Regions from separate parts of the Mus musculus genome. Here region 1 is linked to region 2. Evidence: chromatin loops called from intact Hi-C (ENCODE). Cell type or tissue: left cerebral cortex. All regions are shown on one strand. Each heading gives the region's core, and the rest is flanking DNA. Links, peaks and the distances in the headings are about the cores only.

Region 1 (5,390 bases), core at 289-5,288, 650 kb before region 2:
ATCATGACCTGATTTCTGCTCCTTCTAAAGTTCTACCAGCTTTGCCCTCTTCCCCCCCCCCCCTCAGTGCAGCTAATAATCTTTCCTAACCAGACTTAGTTGTCTCTTTCATGTTTTTTCCCTCTGGATATTATCTTTGGTTTAAGCATAATTGACAGTTTCCATCATGGAAGGTAGAGTTATGAGCAGTCTGAAATCCACTTTACTATGTAAAACCACCTTACTATGTAAAACTATGTTATCAGGAGAATGGTGTGATTTCCTAGGACTGCTCAGCTCCCTCATTTATAAATAGGGGTAAAATAGTATCTGTTCCATATGATTAGAAAGAGTTTGAAGTAAAACAGACCATTAGAAAAGCTGAGCATAGCAGCAGCCGTGGTAAACCCAGTAAGGTATCTGCTGTTATTTTGTGAGCATTGAGATTCTTCCTGTACTTGCATTCTGCAATTATGTATCCTCCTTGTTTTCTTGGTTCCTTTTCATTCCTTGCTTATCCCAGATATTTATGGAGTAAGATAATATGAGATGGAGTTTGCCTTCAGGGAATTTCAGTTTAAGATCTTTTATCATTTCAATATTTATGTCTCAAGGATCAAGGCCTCATGTGCTCCTTATAAATCTTGGGCCTTCTGTTTTTATTTCTTCCTTCCTTTATGCTTTGGCATTCTTCATGATAAGGTTCAAACTCTGGAAACACACACACACACACACACACACACACACACACACACACACACAGAGAGAGAGAGAGAGAGAGAGAGAGAGAGAGACTATATAAGTTACCTTACTCTGAGTTAAAGCAACCCCCGAATAGATTAGTTTAGAGCCATGCCGGTGTACTAGTCCTGTAAGTCTGAGTAGGCTGGAATATTCTGATCTAGAGCATCTTGGCTGGTTTTAGATCGTCAGCTTGGCCTCACTGATGATGATATATGTTGAAACTTGGAGAATGAAGATGAAGATCCTTGGCAGGTGTCCTTCTATTGACCCTTCTAACAAGCAAGCTTGGAGGAAGCATTATAATTGAAGTAGGATAAACACTGCCCTTGTTACTCATCCCTCTATCATCCCACAAAACAAGTCTTTTAGTACCTTTGGCCATGTGGCCTACCTCTTAGGAATCAGATAATCGCCCTTGATCAACATGGCCCACCCTCTATCAGGTCACTGCTTTGACTCTTTTCAGTGGAACTCAGGCTGTGTATGTGTGAATCAGAATTGCATTTGCTATGGCAAAGTGCCTGACAGGGCAACATTAAAGGTTCAGTTTAGTGTTTAGTCTGCAGCTCTGCATCTTCTGAGCCTTTGGTGAAGCTGAAAATCATGGCACCAAGAAAGTATGGTAGAAGCTGCTCACCTCATGGTGGACAGAGAGTGATAAAAGAGGTCCAAATGCTGTATACCAATCAAGAGCACACCCCAAAAAGATTGACTTTCTCTAACTACACTTTCTGCTAAAGGTCCTAGGACCTTCTTAAAGAAAAACTACCAGTGGCATAAGAACTTGTAGAATACATTTCATACTCAAGACATACACATAACTTTTTTATGACCAAGTGATCCTTGCATGTTACAGAGAATCATTCCTGAAAAATAGCCTATAGGTTGCAAGTACCACCTTTCTTTTAATGGTAAACTAATAGCTAACAAGGAGGTCTTTTCAGGATCTGAGATGAAGACAGCATGTGTGACTCAAGTGATCTCTTTTTTGATAAAACACTACTCCATCTCTTCCACAAATTATATTTAATAGTAACCCTAGAAATTGTTTTTCAGTTTATTTTACACCTACTTCTTCATTTGAATTACTTATCTACTTAATATATGTAGGTAATATTTTCTTTCTAAGTCTCTAACTTACCTTGTTTGAAATAATGGTAAGAATAGATAAATAAGCATTCACTGATAATTTAGTATACACTGGGAAACATGCAAAGATTTATGTAGAATTATTTTCTTTAATCCTCACAACAACCCCCAGGGAGGTTGGATTATCCTCCCCTAGAGAGAGAACTGAGTTTCAGAAATCTGCCATGGTCACCCAGGAAGTCAGTCTCAGGATGGAAGAGAAAAGAGGGGCAATCCACACTCAGCAGCCAACCACAATGCAAAGGAATTTCTCACTCCTACACTATTCTCAATGCACATACCACTGTGCTCTCCGCTGGAGCCAGGTATTCTTCATCAGAACCTAGAGAGGTCAGGTGCTATCCCTACAAACCTGCCAAGACTCTTTATGTGTCATGTCTGAACTCCTTTCTAACCAACCCTTCAGTTTTGAATGGAATAAGAAGAACTGAATAAAACTGAGGAACTATTCAATTTCTCAGAAGAATAACCTTGATTGTCATGTTTTCAAAAATGGGTACCGGGGACCGATGTTTTTCTATGGGTGAGGACATAATAAACAGATAAAATGGGATTTTATAATGGATGAGCCATGTTCACTGTGATATTTCACTGCTGTACAACATCACTACACAACTATAAACAGTGTAACTTCATCAGAAGTAATGAATTATCTGTAAAAATATTGTAATGAAAAGCCTAAGGATTGCTGTTTCTATAGTGGAGATAAACACAAATAATGTTATTGATAATGTAAGTATAATTGAAAACTGAGTTGAACTGGGCATGGTGGTACAACCCCGTAACCCAGAGTTTCAGAAGTCAAGGCAGAAGGATAGGCCAGCCAAGGAAGTTCTGGGCCAGCCAAAGCTGGAAAGTCCGATTGAGAGAGAACATAATGCCAGAAATACAAGGAAACATTCCCTCTCTGATGCTTATGTAGCCCAGGACATAGAGAGAACCCAATCCCACTCCCAAGTGTATTAACTTCCACTGATTTATATCAATACAAAGGGAACTCTGGGTTTTCATGAAAAGATCTTGAAAGCTAAGAGAGATTTTCATTTGAGATGTGTCCGAGCTCATTTAAAAAAAAAAACAAAAAAACAAACAGATTTCTCTTGTTTTAAACTGTCATGTTTGGGTCTATTTCCATGAGCGAGCCTACTCTGTCTACTGAATACTGTATATAGAGTGTGATTTTGGATGGCAGCTGAATGGGCTGCAATGGTCCAGGCAGCTTTCAACTGTCTAACATTGTCACATACCACAGTACTGACTGTTAAGTAAGGAAATGTCACATCTTGCTGTCTCAGCCTCAGCCAAGCCTGAGAAACAGCTTGCATTTGCCTGAGGAGGCACAAATTACTCTACCCCTGGGTGACTCACTGGAGGCACAGAATCATAAAGCCATTCTGGGGTCTTTCTCAATTTTCTGACTGAAGTTGGATGGCCCTGAATTGGTTTCTCGAGGCCTCAATAAGATTATGAAAGCCAGTGATTTTATATAATTCATCTGCTCACTCACCTGTGTAGTTTCCACTGACTCCCACAGCAACAGAGCTACAGGTGCCAAGATGGATGCTTTCTTCATACATGGGCTGCCCTGACTAATGCTCTGTTTTATGGGAAAATGTTTTCTTTTTCTCACTGATGAGTATGCAAAGAACAGGTGTATGATAAATACCTATGGTGCGTAGGAGAAGTTTTGCATAGTGGAAGAAACTAGGAATTAGCAAAGGGAAGACAAAGGGAATGAAGCATGGTCCCAGATTTTAGAAATTTACCAAATATCAGAACACTAACTAGTGTAATCACAGCAAACTGATTTCATTAGACACAGTGAGGAATCAGCTGTATCATATTTATGTTAATAAGCCTTTCCAAACCTTTTAAGCATACTCACTACAATATGGAGTTCAGGTTTTCTGTAATAATATAATAACCACCAGAGAGCCAGAGACACCTTGTGAAATGATTGGAGAACTAAATGCCTGTTAATATTTGTATGTGTTTGAGGTTCTCAAGTGGCTTAGGAGGAGATGTTTGTAATGCTTTCTTCTTTATGCTTTAGAATAAAAGTGATATATGGTCACTTAAACAATGAAAGTAAAGTCAGTGTAGAATCTTAGGGTTGACCTGTGGAAGATGAAGGTTCGAATATCTAGGAACTAAAACCATAAAACTATTAGAAAAAACTAAAAGGGGATTTAATGGCATTATGCTTGTTAGTAGTTACTTGAGTGATGGAAAAATAGCTAGGAAGCAAAAGGAAAAAATAAAGTAGACTACATAAAAACATTGAAAACACCCACACATCAAATGACATAGCCAAAAGAGTAAAGCTTATTTGCAGAATAGAAGAAACTGTTTGAAAATCTTATAACTGACAATAGGTTAACAACTAGCACATACAAAGAACTCCAAAAATGTGGCACAAAGAAAAAGAGCTTTAAAATAAATAAATGTACTTTGTCATAGGTAGCTTTAGATTTCAACTTGGCACAAATGTACTAAGCAAGAGTCACCTGAGAAGAGAGTTCAGTAGAGGAATTGTTCAGATCATATTGGCCCATGGCCATGTCCAGGATGTATATGAGGCATTTTATTAATTGATAAATGATATAGAAGGACCTAGCTCATTGTGGGAAGTGCCACACCTATTCTGGGAAGTCTGAGTTGTATAATAAAAGGAGCTGAGCAAGTCAGAGATAGCAAGCCAGTAAGCAGCATTCCTCCATGGTTTCTGCTTCCCTTGAACTCTGACTTCTCTTAATGATGTACTGTGACTTGTAAGATGAAATAATCCCTTCCTTCCATAAATCTCTTTTAGTCACAGTGGTTTATCACAGCAACAGAAAGACTCAAGTAGAAATTCATCCGAAAGAACCACAAATGACAGATTAAGCACATGAGGAGATAGATGTTCAATGTTATTAATAAGAGCACTAGATATTAAAAACACAATGTACCACTTTTTACCTACTGGGAAAGTTATCACACAAACATGCACAGATGCAAAACATGAAGGATAACTCTTGGCAAACAGGCAGAAAATCATAACCCTGTCACTGAACTGGTAATATAAAAATAATATGACCACTATGGAATCCAGAATAGCAGTTTCCCAAATAATGAACTGTAGAATTACCATACTGCCTCTGGGTATAAAACCAAAAGAATGAAAAGCTCATGTATTTGCATGCCCATCATACAGTCAGTCAAGAGGTAGAAATGACCCACTGACAGGTGAATGGACAAACAGGATATGGTTTTACACATAAAACAGAATATGTGAATTTTAAAATGAAGGAGATTCTGATACATAGAACAGGAATGAACACTAAAGAAAATACCTTCAGTAGAAGAATAGATATTATACCCCATCACATCTCTGAGATATGCTCAGCTGTCAAACTCACAGAGACATAGAGTAGAGGCTACAGGGGCTAGATGATAGTGAAATGGAGAATAGTTACTTAACGACTGTGGGGTTCCAGTGTGGGAAGGTAAGACAGGAAGATAAATGGTAATGATGG
Region 2 (5,390 bases), core at 129-5,128:
CTCAAGAGATTTTTTATCTCACATGGCAGCTCTATGTAGTCAGTCATGTTTAGAGTACACTGTTAAAAAAGCATTCTGAGACTATTTAGTTTAACATTGTTCATTTTTAAGAATGGGTATAGATGATTTTAACCAGTATTTATCACTGAAGTAATAATAGAGCAATGTCTTATTTCAAGTCGATATATTTTTGGTCTATATACCTCATTTATTTATGTAAATTTTCTGTCCTCTGTTTAGTCTGGAAAAAAAAAAGGAAAGAGAGTGTGTCTCTTCTTTCTGGATGTCATGATGCTCTCCATCTTAGAAGCCGTCCTCCCTGTGTCTAACCTCGCTCTTCCCACTGTGCTCTTCACCTTAGCACTCTGCATAGCCAGTCTCAAAATTAACACTGATTCCTTTTCTTTCTTCTTCTTCTTCTTCTTTTTTTTTTTTTTTGAAAAAAAAAAAGAAAAGAATTTAAGAGTCAAAAGATAGGGGAAAGGGTTGAGAAATTCCACCTTTTAGGCCATGCAATCAAGAGCTTCCAACAACTACAGGCGACTGTACTTGGGCTGATGACTTTTTTGTATTGATTTTGAGTTGAACTGTGTTTTTAAAAGAGTGTTCAGAGTTTAGCATTAGCTCTAAGTGGAGTTCATCTCTACTGAAATTTTGTGCATGTAGACAGACAGACAGACAGATAGCGAGCTAGCTGTAATGATGAGACAAGTATGGTTAAACCTGGGCTACATGAGCAACCACATTGACTATCTATATTTGACGGAGTTATCCATTCTGTCACATAATGACTCCTGATATGTATCAGCTCTTGGTGCTAAGCATGGACAATAACCAAAATGTCTGGTTTTGCTTGAGGGTTTTAAGCCTACATTCTAGTCAAAATTAGAAATATAAGTTTTAGATTTCTTTTCTGTATGAGGCATAGGTTTGTTAACAGTTACTGACTTTTTTAATTAGCATGACACAAAACATCAAATATTTATAATTCAAAACACAGAGGTCTTAAAATTGCATACTGAAAGCATATTTCAAACAGAGCAAATTTTATATTAGCTAACTATTCTTTTCTTCTATATATAAGGTGTCTGGCTTTTGTCTTTATCCAAAGTAAGTAAAATTTGAGGTATATAGACTTCAGAGTTTAAGGACATATGTAATTTTAGAAAGTTCTTTTGTGAGGGATATTTCTTTTGACTTAAAATTATTCAAAACCTTTGACAGATTCTTTACTAAAGCTATATTATGCAGTTGTTTTTAATTTCTTCTCTAAACAAAGTTCAAATTGTTCATCTTTCAGATCTTGACAGAGCAAGTCTGTACTCAAGTTGTGCATAAACCACACCCGGAGCCAGACTCCACAGTCAAAATCCAGAATCCAAGTAAGCAGAAGCCGCTCCTCCCGCGGCGCGGCAGCGCGGCCGTTACACGGTGACATGTGGGACCAAACCAGAGCCTCTCGTGACTGCGTTCCTTCTGGTGGCCCCACTTTAGGACAGGGACAGCTCCACTCGGAGCCAAGTATTGAGTTGAAAATTAGTGAATGTGGTGCTACGTCTTGGTGACATTTTAAAATTTTAATTCAGAATTTGTTTGTATATAGTGATTCTTAAGGTGGTGGCAACTTTGTTAAAGAACTCAACACCAAGTGCAGAATTGATGGAAGTCCGTCGGCTGTTTTTATCCGACATGATTAAGCTTTTCAGTAACAGCCGTGAAAATAGAAGGTAAAAAACAGTCTGATTTTTATTCTAGATTAATATTTTTTATGTTCTTGATTTTCCATAACTTTCGAATGAAAAATTCAAATAATTTGTTAAATTCTCTTAAATCATTTTAAAAAGGCTTGCGTTTCTTAGAAGCAATTTATTTCATCCTACTTTATCAGTTGTATATGCTTTTATTTAGTTGTCCTAGTACACACACACACACACACACACACACACACACACACACACACACACACACACATATGAATATACAGATGAACACTTTTGTACTTATGCTGTAGCCACTATCTCTCACATCTCCCTATCAGCAACAGTGCCTTTAATTCTCATTATGTTGGGTGTGTCCATATTCACTGATGTTGTCCTGCCATGCATTTAAGATATCCTAGCTCAGACATGATGTACAGCCTGAGTCCTTGAATATGTGTCTGGTCATTTCCTAAGTTTCTAACGCATTTTTGTATTGTGTGTGAAGCATTTTGGTGCCCACACTAGCACAGTTGGGTTGGGGGTGCTGTAGAGCCAGTCGAGAGCACCGTGAGTGTTAGCAGTGAATTATTACTGCGAACACGCAGAAGCTAAAGCTGTCTCTCGACAGGAGAGGTAGGGAGGGATTTGATTTATAATTCAAGTTCTCTAAGAAAGAAAGAAATTGATAGAGGTTATAGAATGCAGAATACAGAGAATAATCGTGTACTTGGCTTATATTTTCATCACTTTAAGTTTCAAAGTAGTAAATTATAATTTTGATAATTTTAATGAGGTCTTTTTCATTTTCTTTTTAGATGCTTACTGCAATGTTCAGTGTGGCAGGACTGGATGTTTTCTCTTGGCTATATCAATCCAAAAAGTTCTGAGGAACAGAAGATTACTGAGATGGTCTACAACATTTTCCGGATTCTTTTGTATCATGCAATAAAATATGAATGGGGAGGCTGGAGAGTCTGGGTGGACACACTCTCAATAGCCCATTCCAAGGTAAGGGGATTTGGCTTCTTCTGTCATTGAAGTTTCAGCCAGGAAGTAAATGGCTATAAACTCTCATCTGGTGCCACCTAGTGGACATTCTCAGTCATGGCTCCTTCCTTGATCCTAATTTTGACTTTGTCCTTTCTTTGCCCTTTGGTGAGCCTGAAGGTGGTTTAAGATCACTTAACTTACTCGGAGGCAAAGGCAGGTGGATTTCTGAGTTTGAGGACAGCCTTATCTACACAAAGTGAGTTCCAGGACAGCCAGGGCTATACAGAGAAACCCTGTCTCAAAAAACAAACAAACAAACAAACAAACAAACAAAAAAACCTTATGAAGTCTGTAAATTATGAATTTTGTTTTAATAGCACTTTAAGTAAGTGTGTCTGTTTGTGTGTGTGTGTCGGGGGCAGGAGGAGGTGTTCGTGTGTAGGTGTGTGAGTGCATGCAAGCACTTGCTGAGTCTGGGAGCCAGAAGATAGTTTTCAGGAGTTGGTTCTCTGCTTACAGTTACAGGTTCCAGGGATTGAACTCTGGTCTTTCGGCTTGGAGGCAACGCCTTTCCTTAATGAGCCATTTCATGTCCTCTCAATTGGAAAATTTACTATATATGTTTGTAGCCAGCATGAGAACCAGTTGCTTTTTAACTGAACCATATTCAATTCTTACAAGCATATTTCATGAAATAGTAGCTGAATAGTACTTTTAAAGATGTTTTTGAAGTAATCAGATTTCTTTTCATTCTAAAATAAGTAATAAATACATTCAAAAGGGGCTTGGTTGACTTGAATTTGGATCCCCATCGTGGCTGCACACACTTTGTTCGCCCCAAGTGCTGGAGAGCCCGATGGGTAGATCCCAAGGACTCTCAAGCCAGCCGGTCTGTCTAGCCAAAACCATAGAGCCCAGGTCAGTACAAAACGCTGTGTCAAAAATGAGTTGCCACATGAAATTGAGGAAGGCATCTCAGTGTCAGTGACCATGATAGATACATAGTTTTCTTGATTCCGTGTTTGTTTAGTTCTGCCTGGCTGGAATTTGCTGTGTACACTAACATTTAAGACTGGTTTCACTCACAGAGGTCTGTCTGCTTCTGGCTTCCTAGTATTGGCATTAAAGGCATGCACCTTAAAGTAATATTTTTAATTGTGTTGTTGTAGTTAGTGCTCTATTGCTATGAAGATACACCATGACCAAGGCAACACTTATAAAATAAAGCATTTAATTTGAGGCTTGCTTACAGTTTCAGAGGTGAGTTCATTGTCATGGAGGGGAGCATGGTGGCAAGCAGGCAGGCATGGTGCTGGAGGAGGAGCTGAGAGCTACATCCCGATCCATAGGCTTTAGCACTGGGCCTGTTATGGGCTTTGGAAACGTCAAAGCCCTCTCCCAGTGTCACACTTTCGTCAACAAGGCCACACCTCCTGATCCTTTTAATCTGTTTCAAATACTCCTTGGTGACTAAGCATTCAAATATATGTCCCCATAGGGACCATTCTTATTCAAACCAATACATATAAAGCATGTTTTAACATTTCATTTAACATTTTTAACACTTAAATGTTAAAACATATTTTAACAGTGAACACTTAATTCTAAATTATGTTTCTCCATATTAAATTTTAAATACCATTTATCTTTGGCAAGGAGAGTAGTTGATGTATGTGCATGTTATGTTCTACTGATTCAAAGCTGTGGCTCTTCTACCTGTAACATCACAGAAGAGCCATGAACATACAGAATTAGGTTGTTCGTTTATGTTGCAATTAAGTTTTGCGATTTAGAAAGTTCATATAGTTATTTTAATAGGAATTAGAAAAATTATTTTAGAGACCAAATAATATATATTTTAGGCTTTCTGGTCTGCCTCTGATGAAGCTGCTTGACTCATTTGTGTAGTGTGAGAGCAGACAGAGAGGAAAGTATCACAAAAAAATTATTTATCAGAATAGATGACAAGCAGATTATGGCCATGGGTAACAGTTGCCAGGTCCCGTGACTGAGGAGATTTTTCTGTAGGAAACAGATTTCATATGATGGCACTCTTTAAGAAAGGTCAACCAAAATAGCTTGTTAATGTAAATTAATTTTGTGTGCCTATAAGGAGAGATTTTTTTAATATTAGAAAAATTTAGAAGAATTTATGCCTGTTATAGTCCTACATTTTTCAACATACACACCTTGTATTTGCCATTGCTTTAGTAAGTTTTAATGTAACAATGAAAAAGACATTGCAAGTTCTTGTACAGAACATATTGCGCTGTTTCTAATTCAGTCACCCGTTTGCACTTAAAACTGATGCAGTGCCTTAACAATGTCTGGTGAGAATACTGTCATTGTAATAGTAGTTTTAATGTTGAATATTATCATCTGACTAGTCCTTAAGCCTAAACAGTGTTCACAGATGATATATCATATGATATTGGGTAGCATTGGAATATTTAACCTCTACAAAGGAGCTTTGAAATTGCAGTTACACATGTGGATAGAGACAAGTCAAGAAACAGTGTATCACTGTATTTCATCATTGTTTCCAATTACGTAATAAAACTGAATCTTTTATTATTTAATCAAACTAAATCTTAAAATTCCTAATACCATTTAGCTTATATCATGGTAACTTTATTGCTCTTATTTCTCCCTTTCCCTTGGCACATGCATGGCACCTCAGTGTCCTCTTCACTTATTTCC

What was found. Peaks named below come from ENCODE experiments on the same cell type or tissue, not always from the same donor. Only the 100,000 strongest peaks of a DNase experiment are listed, where the experiment ranks them.
Region 1: a loop joins it to region 2, with 2.5 times the contacts of the local background. A loop is called at or near these places in 2 of 42 quality-filtered maps.

The regions. Positions count from the first base shown.
Region 1 is chr3:56,658,504-56,663,893 of GRCm38, reverse strand. No RefSeq gene overlaps it. Among named protein-coding and RNA genes, the nearest start is that of Gm32237, 37 kb to the left of the region's middle. In left cerebral cortex, for the core only: no CTCF peak of the experiment used is centred there; a DNase peak (open chromatin) is centred at 3,144.
Region 2 is chr3:56,005,554-56,010,943 of GRCm38, reverse strand. Nbea (neurobeachin) reads left to right here. Exons shown (of 58, transcript NM_030595.1): 19 at 1,301-1,382; 20 at 1,604-1,727; 21 at 2,516-2,708. All of the region lies in intron 6 of Gm31914 (a long non-coding RNA gene), which reads right to left. Among named protein-coding and RNA genes, the nearest start is that of Gm22784, 51 kb to the right of the region's middle. In left cerebral cortex, for the core only: a CTCF peak has its summit at 2,792 (motif pointing left); a DNase peak (open chromatin) is centred at 2,771.